Regions from separate parts of the Homo sapiens genome. Here region 1 is linked to region 2. Evidence: read pairs that join two places in POLR2A ChIA-PET (ENCODE). Cell type or tissue: GM12878. All regions are shown on one strand. Each heading gives the region's core, and the rest is flanking DNA. Links, peaks and the distances in the headings are about the cores only. Region 1 overlaps STK38L (serine/threonine kinase 38 like). Region 2 has its middle 67 kb from the start of C12orf71.

Evidence for each region. ChIA-PET counts read pairs that join two places held together with the same protein. Peaks named below come from ENCODE experiments on the same cell type or tissue, not always from the same donor. Only the 100,000 strongest peaks of a DNase experiment are listed, where the experiment ranks them.
Region 1: POLR2A ChIA-PET joins it to region 2 with 12 read pairs; 2 of 35 experiments call an interaction of 5 or more read pairs at or near these places.

What each region holds. Positions count from the first base shown.
Region 1 is chr12:27,316,344-27,325,174 of GRCh38, forward strand. STK38L (serine/threonine kinase 38 like) reads left to right here. Exons shown (of 14, transcript NM_015000.4): 10 at 993-1,110; 11 at 1,553-1,676; 12 at 2,985-3,080; 13 at 5,800-5,891; 14 at 5,985-8,831. The coding sequence ends at 6,112. Among named protein-coding and RNA genes, the nearest start is that of BMAL2, 12 kb to the right of the region's middle. In GM12878, for the core only: no CTCF peak of the experiment used is centred there; no DNase peak of the experiment used is centred there.
Region 2 is chr12:27,145,381-27,154,211 of GRCh38, forward strand. It overlaps the pseudogene LOC124902904. Among named protein-coding and RNA genes, the nearest start is that of C12orf71, 67 kb to the left of the region's middle. In GM12878, for the core only: no CTCF peak of the experiment used is centred there; a DNase peak (open chromatin) is centred at 534; H3K4me3 peaks cover 353 bases; H3K27ac peaks cover 1,819 bases.

The DNA.
Region 1 (8,831 bases), core at 576-8,575, 170 kb after region 2:
ATTTTTAAAGGGGAAAAACTGAATACTGCTCAAAATTATGGTGGGGGAATTCTGTACCCCCCTATTTACAAAATATTCATGGGTGATTACTCAGGTGTGTGTTTTATTATTCTCATGGCCAGTAGTTGCCAAGCCTTAGATCGAGTGTTTCCCAAGGGAGAAGTAGAGAGGACTCAGTGTTTGGGGCAGGAAATTTCTTTAGCACCTGGATCCCCTGCCCTGTAAATGCCAGTTATGTCACTGAGATGACAAAATCTGTGGTCCTACATTTTGCCATGGCCCCAAGAGTACTACCCCTGGTTGAGAATTACTGCCTTGTAGAAATCATTTTTGTAAGATTTTATATGAATTAAGAATTAAAAACTGCATAGCTTCCTAAAGGATAAGCAGTACCCTGGAATTACATTTATAATGAAAATACCTCATGCTTATTTTTGTAGTTTGTAGTTTACAAAACACATGCCGTTTATTGTTTCATCTTCATATCAACTCTATTAGGGCAGGTATTATTATTCTAGTTTTATGTAAGCAGAAGCTGAGCCTCAGAGAAATTGAATAATTTGCCCAAGAACACATTAGTAGTGAGTGGGGAAGCCAGGTCTTCTAGGTTCAACTTTTTCATTCTTTTTGAAATAGACTGAAGGCTATATATATAAATAACTTAACTGAGCTTCTTGTGGGGGCAGAAATGATATATTCTTATAAAATGCCTGGCACATATGGACACTCTATAAATATTTGTTCAACTAAGTGATGAAAGGAAAACTAATTCAGCATTCCCTCAGGAAAGTAAATAGACTGAAAAATAGTAGTCTATAACATATTATCTGACTCACTACCTACCACTAAGCCTTGCACATGATAAACATGCAAAATAAATACAAGTGAAAATTTAACTCCTCTATATATTGCTTTTTCCAGTAGTAAGCCATCCTCAGATAGATATTTTTTAAATGTTAAGAATGCTGGTTTGACGAGTTGCTCCTTTGTAGGCATATTCCACAGTTGGGACACCAGATTACATTGCTCCAGAAGTATTCATGCAGACTGGTTACAACAAATTGTGTGACTGGTGGTCTTTGGGAGTGATTATGTATGAAATGCTAATAGGTATGTTTTATCATTCATTTATGTACAAAATATATACATTTCCTTGAGTGCCATTGTTTGAACATATTACAGATATCATTGACTAAAATATTTGAAGTCTTTTAAGCTTAATTCTGATGTTCCCCCAATGTTAAATACATACTGATCAATACCAGTGAGCTCCCCACGGATCCTGTTTCAGGAAGGTGGGTATTTAACCCAAACTCCCACGTATAAAAGTGGTTATCTACATAGCTTTTCAGGTAAAAGGGGAGGCAGTGCTTTCAATCCTTTATTTTATTGACTTTATTAGCAACGTGATTGTAAATTGATGAATGGTGGCATTTTTGACTGTTAAATAGAGCACTCAGGGTTGTTTGGTTTCTTGTCGCACATGTTTGGTGGGTATAAACTTCACTGCTCACAAAGCTGATGAAACATTTTTGATTTATTTGATACATAGGATATCCACCTTTCTGCTCTGAAACACCTCAAGAAACGTACAGAAAAGTGATGAACTGGAAAGAAACTCTGGTATTTCCTCCAGAGGTACCTATATCTGAGAAAGCCAAGGACTTAATTCTCAGGTTAGTGGTTAAATTCCTAGAGGAGTTCATAGTGTCTTAAAACTTCCTAAGAACCTAAAAGACTCATTTCACTTTTGTGGGGGAAGAGGGGATACCACTGATGTATACAGTCAAAGAGATCAATAAAGGTGTTTTTAAAAATGTAAACTCTTAAAAGGAAGTATGCAGAAAAAAACGTAGGAATTAAAAAGAGGGAGGAAGTCTTGTATTGCTTCTGTTACTGATATATATAAAAGCAAAAGGTCACTTCTGTTAGAATGCAATGACCTGATTCCATTAAAGAGAAAAAGGAAAATGTTAATAGCAGATTCCTGTCATGAAAAGTATATATGTAAAATCTTCTAAGCAAAAAATTCCATGTGTTCCTCAACTAATATGAAGTGTTTTGGTACTGCTGTGAATGGCTGGAAGGAATATAAATTGGGACAACTTGTGGGAATAGCCAGTTGGCAGCATATTATTTTTTTAAAATCCCTAAACTATGTATGACCTTTGACCCAGAAGTTCTACTTCTAGGGATTTCGCTTATGCAGATAATCAGATACGTATAAAGATTTAGGTACACTATGATTTTCATGGTATTTAATAGTGAAAATTGAAAACTATTTAAATGTTCAACAGTAGTGGACTGGCTCAATAGTAGACTGTCTATAATACCTCTATATGTAAATTTTAGAAAACAAATTTATTGGCTGGGCACAGCAGCTCATGCCTGGAATCCCAACACTCTGGGAGGCCGAGTTGGGCAGATCACAAGGTCAGGAAATCAAAACCATCCTGGCTAACATGGTGAAACCCCGTCTCTACTAAAAATACAAAAAATTAGCCGGGCGAGGTGGCGGGCGCCTGTAGTCCCAGCTACTTGGGAGGCTGAGGCAGGAGAATGACATGAACCCGGGAGGTGGAGCTTGCAGTGAGCTGAGATCACGCCACTGCACTCCAGCCTGTGTGACAGAGCGAGACTCCGTCTCACAAACAAACGAAAAAAAAATTTATTGAAAAATATTTAATGACTTTGGCAAATTTTCTCAGTATATCAAGTGAAAAAAAGCAGACCTAACATAGTAACTATGGTAGCAACACAGTATTTTTAATATTGTAAAAGATTAGCATATTTACAGTAGTTATCTCTAAACAGTGCGCTTACAGATGATTTTTATTTTCTTCCACATTTCCTACAATAAACATAGTTAACATCAATAAAAGAAAAACATTATATTTCTTTAAAAAAGAAATATTTGAAGTAATGCAGCTAGAATACTTTAGATGTAACTTGTGTATGATAATTTCTCTGTTTCCATGTTGTAGATTTTGTATTGATTCTGAAAACAGAATTGGAAATAGTGGAGTAGAAGAAATAAAAGGTCATCCCTTTTTTGAAGGTGTCGACTGGGAGCACATAAGGTATGTTCCTAGGCTTTGAATGGGAAAGGTCTGAGTAAAAACAAATTTCTAGAGTTGGCAATTAATTTACCTCTGATTCTGCTAGATTAAATACAAAAGTAACATATAATGTCATTAAGTGCAGTGTTTTCTGGATTATGTAAGTGAGTGGGACTATTGTGGCTACAGCTTGATGACTCATTTTAGGCTAACATCCACTTTCAGGGAAGAACATTGGGAAGCTGTTTAAATTCTTATATTCATATTCACAGTGAAGGCTGTTAGCACATGAAACATGTATTTACATTTCACACAGTGACCCCTCATTTTTGTCCTTGCTGTAATATACCACATACTGTCTCCTTAATTAATTTATAATAAGGTACAGTCCCTCTTTAAACGGTGGTTGGGCATTAAATAATACAAGTAACTTTTAAGAATTTGCTTACAGTTGTTAATTGTGAGCATTGGCTTTTTTCAGTTTATGGCCAAACTACCATTGGTAGTTCTGATCTGTTCTCCACACAGCAACAGTTTAGAAGCATAAATCTGGCCATGCCACTTTCCTGTGGCCTTTTGCACTTGGAATACAGTTAAGAAGCCTTCACTGCTTTCTTAGGACTGCAGGATATGGCGATTGCCTCATCTGCAGGAGTTGCGTCTTGGATGGCCTCTCCTACTCCTCTTCCCACCTCTAAGTTTTGCTATTTGCTATCCATCCTGACTGAAATGCCCTCTCCCTGCTGCCTCTACCCCTACCCTGCCTAGCTGGCTCCTTTGCATCTTCCAAGATAGCTTATGTGTCATTTCCTTGGTACAGCTCTTCACTGGTGAACCTGCTGTGTGCTAGGCACTCTGCCTATTATTATTACTTATTTTTTTGAGACAGGGTCTCACTCTGTCGCCCAGGCTGGAGTGCTGTGGCATGATCATGGCTCACCGCAGCCTCGACCTCCAGGCCTCAAATGATCCCCCCACCTCATCCCCGCAAGTAGCTGGAACTATAGGCATGTGCCACCACACCCAGCTAATTTTGTTGATTTTTTTTTTTTTTTTTTTTTTGTAGAGATGGGGTTTCACCATGTTGCCCAATTGCCCAGGCTGGTCTTGAACTCCTGAGCTCAAGCGATCCACCTGCCTCGGCCTCCCAAAGTGCTGGGATTACAGGCGCCTAGCCCACTCTGCCTGTTGTAATAATAGCTAATTTTTAAAAATCATTTATTGTGTCCAGCACTGTTTTAAGTACTTTACTTGCGTTTCTCATCTTATCCTCATATAAGCTCTATAAAATAGGAACTGTTATTATCCCTGTCTTACAAGTGAGGAAACTAAGGCACAGAGAAGTTAAGTAATGTGACTATAGTGCTGCAGCTAGTAATTTTTTTTTTTTTTTTTTTGAGATGGAGTCTCACTCTGTCGCCCAGGCTGGAGTGCAGTGGCGTGATCTCGGCTCACTGCAAGCTCCACCTCCCGGGTTCACGCCATTCTCCTGGTGGAGGCCTAACTCTTAACCACTATGCTGTATAATACTATACACACATAACTTAATTGAATAGAACTAGAATACCCTCCCTTTTACAGTGGGAAGGATGCTTAGAGACTGCCAGTTCTTTTGGTTTTATAATGAGGGAACAGTCATGGAGCAGGGATTTGGCTGCCTAAGGTCATACTGCTAGTTAATAACAAGGAAGGTTAGCTCTCAGGCCTCCAGGGTTCTTTCCTCTAAACTAGGTTTATTAAAGTAGTATACTAAGTATAAATGAGTTGGAATAATTCTGGTAAAAAATATATATGGTTTTAAATAATTTGGTAAACTTAGCACCTAATAAATCCAATAAATATTTGTTGAAAAAACAGAAGCAATAAAAACTGATAGCTTCTTTTAACCATTTGTATAGCTAAACTTTTTAGCATGATAAGAAGGCATTTTCATGACTGGTTTCTTTTTAACTGAGTATCTTTGATTCTCTTAAAATTTGTATGACAGAAGTTTTTGCATGCAGATTTCATCACAAATATATAGTCCCTTCACCTATGTGCCCCTTATTTTCCCAAATGACTTTTAATTTATGGATTGTCTACTAGTAGAATTCTATTCCTAAATCAATTAAGAAGGATCCTGTCCTCATAATATCTCAAATACTTTATACAATTATACAATCTTTTAAATAAAACCTCTTCTTTTACTTTTCATTAGCTCATTTTTCCACTTAAAAAAATAGGATGAGAAAGCCTTGGGTACAGAGATATAAAAATGGCAAGTAGGTGGAGATGCTTAATGGATACAAAAAAAATAGAATGAATAAGACCTATTACTTGATAGCACAAGAGGGTGACTATAGTCAATAATAATTGTACATTTTAAAATAACTTAGAATGTAATTGGATTGTAACTCAAAGGATAAATGCTTGAGGGAATGGACACCCCATTCTGCACGATGTGCTTATTACCCATTTCATGCCAGTATTAAAACCTCTCATGGACCCTATAAATATATATACCTACCACATAACCCCAAAAATTAAAAAAATATTTAAAATTCTAAGTAAATGAAAACATTTTAATAAAAAATTATACTCAACTATTTTGAACTCCCTTTAACTAATCTCAAATCCACAATAAATTTCCTTGGATTTTCTAGTATCTGTAGAATAGTATGCAGAATTTACAAGTAGAATTATTTGTTGGAAATTGAGAGTTCAAGAAAAGTTACCATGCATACTTAATACCTTTTTATAGGGAAAGGCCAGCAGCAATCCCTATAGAAATCAAAAGCATTGATGATACTTCAAATTTTGATGACTTCCCTGAATCTGATATTTTACAACCAGGTAAGACAATCTGTAATGTAACTAACCCTATTAAAAGTCTTTGAAGATGATGGCATTTCACTAATGAAATTCCTTTATTTTTTCTCTTTCTAGTGCCAAATACCACAGAACCGGACTACAAATCCAAAGACTGGGTTTTTCTCAATTATACCTATAAAAGGTTTGAAGGGTTGACTCAACGTGGCTCTATCCCCACCTACATGAAAGCTGGGAAGTTATGAATGAAGATAACATTCACCCATAACCAAGAGAACTCAGGTAGCTGCATCACCAGGCTTGCTTGGCGTAGATAACAATACACTGAAATACTCCTGAAGATGGTGGTGCTTATTGACTACAAGAGGAAATTCTACAGGATTAGGATTTCTAAGACTACTATAGGAATTGGTTGGCAGTGCCAGCTGGCTCTTTTTTTTAATATTTTATTATTTTTGTTAACTTTATTATATGAAGGTACTGGAATAAAAGGAACAGACATCCCTTTCTAACTGCACTGCCTACATGCGTATTAAGGTCCATTCTGCCTGTGTGTGCTGTGGCTTTGAACTGTAACACCTCTAATCAATTCAGGAGAAACACATATCATTTAAAGCAACATAGGCTAACCTGTAGGTAACACTGCAGTATTGATGTTTTACTGCAAATCTTATGGGTCTAGATAATCAGTAAAAGCCATCTTCCATAGTTGGTGTTAGAACATTGCCCTATTGGTTTGGACATCTGTAGAATATATATGAAGACAATTTCTGTAATGGTTTTAAGAGATTTAAAAAGAAATTCACTGGTTCTTTACAAAATAGAATTTATCATCAAGTTATTACACAAACTTCACAGTAAGGAGTGACAAGTTTATAATAAGGAAGACAAAGTTTAACACCTTCACTCAAGCACTCCACTAATATATTTACGTTGCATTCAGAAATACTGATGACCTTCATATACGTAGTCTGTATACTCATAGGGAGATGTACTGTATTATATAACATGTAAAGTTGATTTTCTTGTGACAAGAGAACTTCTTTTTTTAACAAGAGGACATGGCATTATTTTAATTTGATTATGGTGAGTTGAATTTAAGACATGACCATGAAGGCTGCTTGTAGAATTAGTGTATTTTTATTAAACTATTTTTTTAAATGTCAAACTTCTATCATGTAAATGGACTTATAGAGAACAAAAAGCTATTTACTTTGGTTTTCTAGAAAGTTGTTACATATCATGGCTGGTTAACTTTTATTTCTTTTGATGAAAATTTTTCCTTTGATAGTACTTGTATTATTGTGCCATTATTTTCTTATGCTCCAAATGTACCAAAGATCTTGAACAGAGTGGATGTTCACAACTGAGTAGAATTTTCCTTTCCTGTGGGCATGCTGTATTCAGACCTGACAGATCTTTGATAGAGGTCAGCTTATTAAAGGGCAATATTGTTCTTGTTTAGCTACATCACTGTGGTGAATATAGATGGAATTAAGGAAGTAAATGCAGGCCAGGGGGTTGTGATGAGAGGATAGGGGAGATAATATCAGCATCAAATTCTTTGGGTATCTCTCTAAGAATTAAATAATCTTTTCTAGCTTAATATTTTAATTCTAATTCAAACAACTCTGAGGTTTTGGTTTCATTAGTAATAGTTGAGGAATAATATACTAGCAAAGAATGGCCTAATGTTTGTCATAACTGTTAATGGATGAAATTTTTTAAAGATACAACCATGATAACCATTATAAATGATCTATGATCAAAATCTAAAGTGATGAATTATTTGTAGGAATGTCTTCCTAATGGGGAAGAATTGCATAGGAGCATTATGCAAATCTACACAAGCTTTTATAAATGTTGCTGCTGGGTAGCTCCACAGTGTTTCATAAGGCCATCCTGTTTCCCCCAACTCCCCCATTTTTGGTTTGTTTCTTTTTAAATATTTGTTGAGTACTTACGTGTTTATCTAACAGTTCACTTCCATTTTTCTAGTCTGGATTTTTTGAGTATTTAGGAAAGAGAGCTATTAAAAACTGGGGATTTCTCAATGTGACTAACTCTAATTTTTCTAATTATAACTGCCTTTAATTAACATAATATTAACTTTTGCTGAGGTTTATGAGATTTTCTCACCCCACATCGCTCCCCTTTTTTTAAAAAGGACTGTTTTGCTAGTGTGATAATGAATAGGTAAGATATGAGATAATTGCAACATTGTCTAGTTCTAGTATGGTAACTATTCTTGAAATGGTATTGAAAAATACCGTTAATTCAAATTGACAGAGATTGATAAAAAGAAACTGATTTACCTAAGTTTACTTTTTAATTGCATAATAGAGCATTTTTTGTTTTGAGTTCCCTCATTCTTATTACCAGAAAGAGCTTGCAAATAGTTTTACTTTCTTGGCACTGGAAGGGTAGTTCTGGAAAGCTACTTTGTTGAGAGTCTCATTCTTCCCTGGAGTTAATAGAGTGATTCACAATCTTTGGGGTTTTCTCCTCATCAAAAGCATTTCTTAAGTGCCTATCTAAAAGCAATTAAAGACTGTGTCTGCCCTTTAGAAGCTAAGAATTTGATTCATGATGCAAATTAACTAGATAATTTGCAAAGTACCCTTGAGATTGAATTTTCTCTATTATATATTTCCCATATTTCAGGTGAATAATTTAATTTAAATGACAAAACCCTATCTAGTCAACTGGGCATAATGACATTTTCTTTAAATTAGACTCTATTTTGAATTAAAAGAGTTTTATTATAAACCGTGTGTTTTTGGTTTTTCTAAGTATATAGAAAGCTTGTATAATTCAGATTTATCAATTTCCTGATTTAATGTAGACTTTGACTTTTTTATTAAAAACCTTTGTATTAAAGCAAGTTATGTTATTTTTCTTTTATGCATTTATTACTAACATAGCTTTAAATCTTTAAATGTATTGAAGCATTGTGCTGTCTGA
Region 2 (8,831 bases), core at 211-8,210:
TAGTTTTCTTTCACTCCTCTGTCTCTCTGCCAGTCTTTAGTGGCCAAACTTTCTAGCATGAAAATCAAGGTGGGTCAGATGCAGTATGAAGAGCAGCAGATGGAACAAAAATGGGAGTCACTGAAGGTGTAGTAGACGTTGGGTGATGGGGTCCATGGCCTGTTGCTTTCTGGCTTGTGTTGTTTTGCTGTGATGATGTTTTTAGTGGCATGTGCATTCATTCTGTGTGTGTCACCTGTTGATTAAAAATCACCTCAAGCTGATTGAAGGAACAATGGGATCCCTGATGTTGTTTTCAGAAATACATGAAATAATTAGTGAAAAATAATAAACGTAAAATGAAAGAATTTATAAATTACACTCTCTTAGACTGAGACCCAAGCCTAGTAAAATAATTGTAAACATTAGCTTGTGAAAGAATTCTGTTTCATATCCACAGTAGAGGTCATTTTCCTTTTTAGGGACTTTCTTGATGGTAAATGTACAGCAGTTGATATTATCATGACTGTGAATAGAAATGACTGCTGAGAAGCAGCACGGTGAGAACAGGTTCACACTTCCTGCCAGTGCTACTGAAGACTTTTTGTACTTGTCCACTCTGCTCCTACTAGAAGTCAAAACTATAGGGCCAAGTGCCTCACTTCATTGGAGAACTACATCTTCTCATAGTACTAAATGTAATAAATATATCTTTAGAGATTCTGAAAGTAAAATGTGATGTTGAATATAAAGCTGTACTTCTTAGCATTGCATAGCTGTATTTTCTGTGTTAAGTACAGCCAGCAAAATTTGTTTGCTAAAGCTAATTCTTTACTGAAAGGAAACTGAAAATTTAAACATGAGTACATAGAAGGATGGACTTGAAATCTTATATACAGTTTTATAGTTAAAAATTAAAAGAGGGCTTCACTGTTTTCTAAATTTATTTTTCCCATTGTTGTAGGAGATTCTGTCCTTTTATCTTAGTGATGTGGGTGAATTATTTAGTTCCCTGATTTGGCTAAAGTTGTTCATGACTTGCTACCTTACCCATGAATGAAACTCTGTGCTTGTCAAGGAAGCATGAGTGCCAACTTGAAATGCCAAATAAATGTCAAGCTAGTCTTTTCCAATTTGCATTTTATTTTGCTTTTATGACACTAAGTATCTAATTTTCTAATTTGATTATCTTCCTTGATTAACTTGGTCATATTTTTAAATTTGATGTAAGATTTAAACCTTAGGGCTATCCTATCCCTAATTACTCTTTAAAAGATCTCTTTTTAATTTGATTACAAAGAAACTTGAAATAATTATACAATAACTATTATAAATGGGACTTCTGCTTATAATCCTTTTTTTTTTTTTTTTTTTTTTTTTTTTTTGAGACGGAATCTCACTCTGTCACCCAAGCTGGAGTGCAGTGATGCAACCTTGGCTTACTGCAACCTCCACCTCCTGGGTTCAAGCAATTCCCCTGCCTCTGCCTCCGGAGTAGGTGGAATTGCAGGTGCACGTCGCCACTCCAGATGATTTTTTGTATTTTTAGTAAAGTTGGAGTTTCACCATGTTGGCCAGGCTGGTCTTGAACTCTTGATCTCAAGTGATCTGCCCGCCTTGGCCTCCCAAAGTGCTGGGATTACAGGCATGGGCCACCATGCCTGGCCTTCTGATAGTCTTGTTTCCTGCTTTTTATTGCCCTTGTCTGATTTCTGATGCTTGCATGTAAATTTTGGGGGTTTTGTTTTGTTTTTGTTTTTGTTTTTGTTTTTTGAGACGGAGTCTCCCTCTGTTATCCAGGCTGGAGTGCAGTGGCGCAATCTTGGCTTACTTCAACCTCTGCCTCCCGATTCAAGCGATTCTCCTGCCTCAGCCTCAGGAGTAGCTGGGATTACAGATGTGCCCTATCACGCCCGGCTAGTTTTTCGTATTTTTAGCAGAGATGGGGTTTCATCATGTTGGCCAGGCTGGTCTCAAACTCCTGACCTCAAGTGATCCGTCCACCTTGGCCTCCCACAATGCTAGGATTACAGGCGTGAGCCATCACGCCCAGCCGCGTCTAAATTCTTGTAGATTTGTTTCATTCACAAAATCTGATTGTTGATTTAAAGAGCTAATATGCTCTCTTAATGTTCCTTTTCAGTCATGATCTGCTATTTTTAAATGAATTTGTAACTTGTAGGATGAACTGACATCTTTAAAAGAACAACTAGAAGAAAAGGAATCTGAAGTAAAAAGGCTACAAGAAAAATTGATTTGCAAGATGAAAGGAGAAGGGGTTGAAATTGTTGATAGAGGTAAGAAGATATATTTCACATTTATCATCTCATTTTGTTAAAGTCCTCCAAAATCTGTAAAAGAAACCAGTGATAGTCAATGTGTAGTTTTAGTATCAAAGAAAGAGCAGCAGAATCCAGCCAGGCCCAGAACCACAGGGGATTCTCTAAGACTCTTTTCTGTGACTGGAAATCCATTAACTTCCTCTTCAGCAGCTGGAAAAGGGGAATTCTATACTTTATTTGGTGTTTAAGATTACTAGACTGTAAATTCTCATCACAAGAATGGACTTGTCTCAATTGAAATGCAAGGGAATTTATGCCAAAGGAGTTAAAAAGAACCATCCCTGTGTCCCGGGATCGTTGCCCTCAGAACTGAAATTAGATAAAGTAAGGGACTTTGAAACTGTTCTGTCCTTTTGAGAGAAGAGAAAAATGGCTCTGTATCTTTGGAAAAATTAGTAAAAATTTTATACCAGGGATTGAGCCCTACACCTTTTAGAAAGCAAAAATAGGCTAATTCTGTTTTTGGAAAAATGCATGAATTTATCCAGTTTTTTTCATAACTGAAGAAGTTTGTTCTGAGTATTATATGGACCATCATTTCTAATAAAGTAGGTTTTACATGATAGAAAATAGCCTGAATGAAATTTTTTAAAATTATATTTGGAAATATAATGTGCATAACATCTGGCGACACTAAGGTAAATTTAACCTTTCTTTGTAATTATGAATGATGACTGGCACTATGAGATACCAGCCATGTTCTGAGCAAGAACATGTGAAGGATAGGCTAGCATTCTGGAAAAGATGCCATAATGTTGATGAAGTCAGCAGAACTAGACAGCAGAACTTTATGATGATCAGTTTACTCTTTCTTCCCAACTTCTCTAGCAAGGATTGTCTTCAATCTGGAAATGACAGAACAATCACCCTTTAAAATAAGGAAGTGCAATTCAGTGAAGACAGGTAAGATAGTAAGAGAGCATTTAGTTACATTTTAAAATGAAATCATTAATTTGAAAGGGTCATATATACCCATGGTAAGAATGTAAGCCAGAGCTGGCAGCATCTCTGTCCTACAGAGAAATCCTGTCCCTGGAGTAGGATTGAATGAAGCCAAGAAACTGAAAAAATTGCAGATGGGGCAAAGAAAGAGTCCTGGAGACTCAAGTCCATTAGATTGCAGGACCATTCGTGCCCTTTTAGATTTTTTTTTTTTTTCTCAACTGAGTTCCAATTGAGTTTTTTCTTTTAGTAAAAATGCCTGAAAAAAATAGTAAATTTATAGATGAGAATTCTTATGCTCAGAGGGGTAAAGCAACTCACCCAGGTTACAGGCAGGAAGCAGCAGAGCCAGGTTTCTAAGTGAGGTTTCTCTGAGCCACAAACGTGTTTCTCTTTCCATTTTTCCTCTATTGATCAGTAGTTTTCTATGAATCTGTTGTCTAATGAAAAGTACCTAGGTCCTCTAGGAGAATCCTCCTACTGTTATTGTTTCTAATTATCTGTTCATCTTTCAGTTAGAAGAACATCCATTCTTATATTGATGTCTTGTGGCAGAATGTGAATTTCTGCCTACAGTGCCCACAATGGCATCAAACCTATTATTATGTTCAGGTCAAGATTCAAACTCACAAAACTACCATAGACCTCTTTGGCATCAGATTCACTCAGAGAAACATGGGACAGGGCTGGGCGTGGTGGCTCGTACCTGTAATCCTAGCACTTTGGGAGGTCATGGAGGGCAGCTCACTTGAGGTTAGGAGTTCGAGACCAGCCTAACCAACACTGTGAATTTTTGTAAAAATACAAAAATCAGCTGTGCATAGTGGCAGGTGCCTGTAATTCCAGCTATCGGGGGCTGAGGTGGGAAGATCGTTTGAATCTGGGAGGTGGAGATTGCAGTGAGCCGAGATCGTGCCACTGCACTCCAGCCTTGGTGACAGAGTGAGACTGTCTCAAGACAAAAAAAAAAAAAAAGAAGAAGAAAGAAAGAAAGAAAAGAAAAACGAAAACATGAGACAGGAACCACAATTAACTACAGGTGGTGTCAGGTGTCCCTCCAAATTATGCAGCTGCCCAGAGACAACTCAAATGCATGAAGGTGTGATGCATATGAGGCAAGTGCAGGAACCACCCTGAATTAAGGTCTCATTCCCTACAGGAGCCAATATCACCTGTAACAAACTTCAGATGTGTCATTTCTGGCATCACTACACATACTCAATTAAAACAGTCAGCACATTCAAGGATGCTAGAAGCTACAATCTCCATCAGATATTTATGGTGCATTTATAGTTCCTCCCACTCCAGATGCAATTTCCAATCAGAGATCCTTTTTATTATAAGCAATGTTGCTGAGTAATACTGTTAACATAGTACTCTAATCTGGTTCTAGGGGAACAGAACTAGAATGTTAACTAAAGCTAAAATTCATACACAGCAGAGAAAAGATTTTGTTAACTCTTAACCCAAAATGCCCCACTGATAGCAGGTTTGGCTATATGGTTTGCTTTAACCAAGGGAATGCAAGAGGAGGTGACTTACACCACCTCCAAGCAGAAGGCTTGTGAGCCATTGCATGATTCCACTCTTATTCCTTTCCCTCTGCTGTGAGACAAGGGTAGGGGCAATACCTTCAGCTTAGGTCTCCAATGAAATGAAAAAGATATTTGGGGAAGAGCCATAGAACAAAGGTGTAATGGATCCTCAGTTGTTATGAAACCTCCAAGAGAGAGAAACATTAATTGCTGTAAGCCATCACTAGTCAGAGGACTGGTGTTTACTGCAGAATAACCTATTTCTGATTAGTACATCCCTTTTGGAAAGATATAGGCTGGGTTTATCATTCTCCTACCAGGAGTCCAACTAAGCCAGCTAGCCCTTCAGTATGTGACAGCCTTAATTCTGGCAAGAATCCCCAATTCGAGTCTGATGGAAAGTTGTTTCCTCTTATCGAGCAGTTTTGATGTTAGAACAGTCCAAGTAATGCCTGAAGAAAAATAATGTATATAGATTATGATGATTTATTGCTCTAATTTGTCTTCTCCTTTGTGTACTCAGGGTTCAGTCAAGAGACAGGAACTATGCAGAGTTACCTGAATACATATAATTTTTATTTTTTATATTTATTTATTGAGACAGAGTCTCATGTACTCTGTGGCCCAGGCTGGAGTGCAGTGGTGTGATCTTGGCTGACTACAATCTCTGCCTCTTGGGTTCAAGCAATTCTTCTGCCTCAGCCTCCAGAGTAGTTGGTACTACAGGCGCCCACCACCATGCCCAGCTAATTTTTGTATTTTTAGTAGAGATGGGGTTTTGCCATGTTGGCCAGGCTGGTCTGGAACCCCTGACCTCATGTGATTGGCCCACCTCAGCCTCCCAAAGTGTTGAGATTACAGGCGTGAGCCACTGCGCCCAACCAATAAATATAATTTAATATAAAGAATTGTCAACAGGCCAGACACTTGAACCCAGGGTGGGGAGGGTGGAGGTTGCAGTGAGCTGAGATTGAGCCACTGCACTCCATGCACTCCAGCCTGGGTGACAGAGTGAGACTGTCTTAAAAAAAAAAAAAAAGAATTGTCAATGAAATATAAAATTGTCAACCTGGTAACCAAAAAGGTGAAAAGAAAAATCTAAGATGTTACAGAGGTAGCAACTGCAGGGAACTCTTAATCGCCTCTAGGTCTGAGGGAACAAAAGTAAGAGGCTGGAATTCTTAAAATGTAGAAACTTAGAGGAGCAGCGGCATGAAGCTGAAACTCAGACATCTGAGGAGAAAGGTACTGCTCAGTTGGTGGTGTTGTCTCTGAGTTTGGAGGCAGTGTCTCTTGGAGCTGGGATCTGTCTCTGAAGAGGGGTTTGGTGCTGGTGTCTCTTGGTGGGGAGGTGGGGTGCAGTCCAGTTATTTCTGCAGGTGGTAGGGAAACTGAAAACTGGATCCAACTGCTGCTATGGTGAAGCAGAGTTAATAGGGTGCCAGTAGCAAGAACCACAAGCAAACAGGAAGCTCACAGGATGAAGTGTGTCCCTCCTTCCTCTTCCCACATTTCAGTCTCCCTCTAGCCCCCCTATCATCAGAGCTTAACAGAGAGCCAGCTAGCAAAGCTGAAATGGGGTGTGGAGAGACCCAGCAAACCTCACTGATCAGTGCACGGGGGCACCTGGCTAAGGCGTGAGTGAGGGCTGTGGTTCAACCTGTGCTCTCCTTGTCAAGCGCTAAGTCCTTGTGTGGGGCTATGTCAGCCAGGAGGAAGAGGCATCTTTTTCAAATTCACACAGAGGTGTCATGTAGGCTAGCATATGCACTGATGCAAGGATCATTAATAGTCTTCCTTCCATCTTCTAAATAGCTCTGAAGAGCATGTATCTTTTTTTTTTTTTTGATCCAGGGTCTCACTTTGTCACCCAGGCTGGAGTGCAGTGGTGCAATCATAGCTCACTGTAGCCTTGGCCTCCTGGACTCAAGCCATCCTCCCACCTCAGCCTCCTATATTCGGGAGCTGGGATCTCAGGCATGCACCACTATGCCCAGCTAATTTTTGTATTTTTTGTAGAGATGATGTCTCACTATGTTGCCCAGGCTGGTCTCAAGCTCCTGGGCTCAAGCCATCCACCTGCCTCAACATCCTAAAGTTCTGGAATTGCATGCGTGAGCTACCGAGCCTGGCTGAAAAGCATGTATTTTTATTGTAATATTCCAGACAAACTTACATGCAACCTTTTGCAATTTCATATATAGCCCTCCCTTATGTACCATCAAATATTTATACAGATTTGTTTGAATTGGTTTCTGCATTCTTCCACCGATTCTCTTGCTACTGGCACCGCGGGTGCCGTTTTTTATATGCAGTGTAGGTTTAGTTCTCTCCTTTCTCATATTCTGGACTTCCAACTATGCAACCATAATAAGTCTTTACTGCTTCCACTGGCCTCTTTCTTATTTTTCCTTCCGTTGTCTTCACTAGAGTTGTGTTAGGAAGCAACTTTGCTCTTGGTCCTTGTCCCTTAGGCAGCCTTAACATATTCTACAAAATGTTCAACATTTTCACTAATGATCTATATGAAGGCTTTGAAGAGATTATTTTTAAGTTTGTTGATGACACAAAAATAGGAGGGTTAGCTAAAATGAGATTCCTAATGATCTCCACAGACTGAAATGCTGTGTTGATAGCAAAAATATGAAATTTATGAGATAAGGGAAAAAGCCAGTAGAATTTAAAATAAAGATAAAAATTAGAGTAAAATAACTGAAATAAGACAAACCTCTATTTTTTTAACATAGTACCAATATGATTTATGTGATAGTTTTAGAAAAGAATCATGCCATTTTTGTAATAGCCACACAATAGCTACTCAGGGTTTACAGAATTTGATATTTGACAAAAATTTGAATCAAATAATAATCCAGAAATAGGCCAGGGGCGGTGGCTCATGCCTGTAATCCCAGCACTTTGGGAGGCCGAGGCCAGCAGATCACTTGAGGTCAGGAGTTCAAGACTAGCCTGGTGAACATGGCGAAACCTCATCTCTACTAAAAATACAAAAATTAGCTGGGCATGGTGGCGTGCCTGTAATTCCAGCTACTCGGGAGGCTGAGGCAGGAGAACTGCTTGAACCCAGGAGGCGGAGGTTGCGGTGAGCCAAGATCATGCCATTGCACTCCAGCCTGGGATGATAGAGCAAGGCTCCATCTCAAAAAAAAAAAAAAAAAATCCGTAAATAGATCATTAATTATAACCAAGAAAAAAGTGCTGTCATTTTTGCTTACTCAACTACTTCATGAAAATCCTGAGAAAACCCAGTAAATTATATAAAAATATAGTTATATGTAGGTATACAACAAAATATTAATGGTGGTTATCTCTGGTTCAGGATTGGTAAGTTTTTATTGTATTTTACTATTGAAAATCTTATTTTCTCTATAGGACATGTATTTGCTTTGTAATAAGAATAAACTTTAAAAAAATAAAAAGAGGCTTGGCACAGTGGCTCACGCCTATAATCTCAGCACTTTGGGAGGCCAAGGTTGGAGGATTGCTTGAGACCAAGAGTTCAAGACCAGCCTTAGGGACAAAACGAGACCCCATCCATACAAAAATTTTAAAAATTATCTGGGCATGAGGCATACACCTGTAATTCCAGGTGTTCAGAAGGCTGAGTCAGGAGGATTGCTTGAGCCCAGAAGTTCAAGGCTGCAGTGAGCTATGATTTGCACCACTGCACTCCAATCTGAGCGACAGTGAGACCCTGTTTCAAAATAAATAAAAGCAACAGATAAAAGCAACCAAGTAAAAAGGGATCAAATATATTTGGAGTTCTAGGGAAAGTCTGATATAAAAGTATTTTCTGGCTGGGCATGTGGCTCACACCCATAATCCCAGCACCTTGGGAGGCTAAGGCGGGCAGATCACTTGAGCTTAGGAGTTCAAGACCAGCCTGGGCAACATGGTGAAATCCCATCTCTACAAAAAATACAAAAAATTAGCCGGTTATGGTGGTGTGTGACTGTGGACCCAGCTACTCGGGAGGCTAAGGTGGGAGGATCGCCTAAGCCTGGGAGGTGGAGGC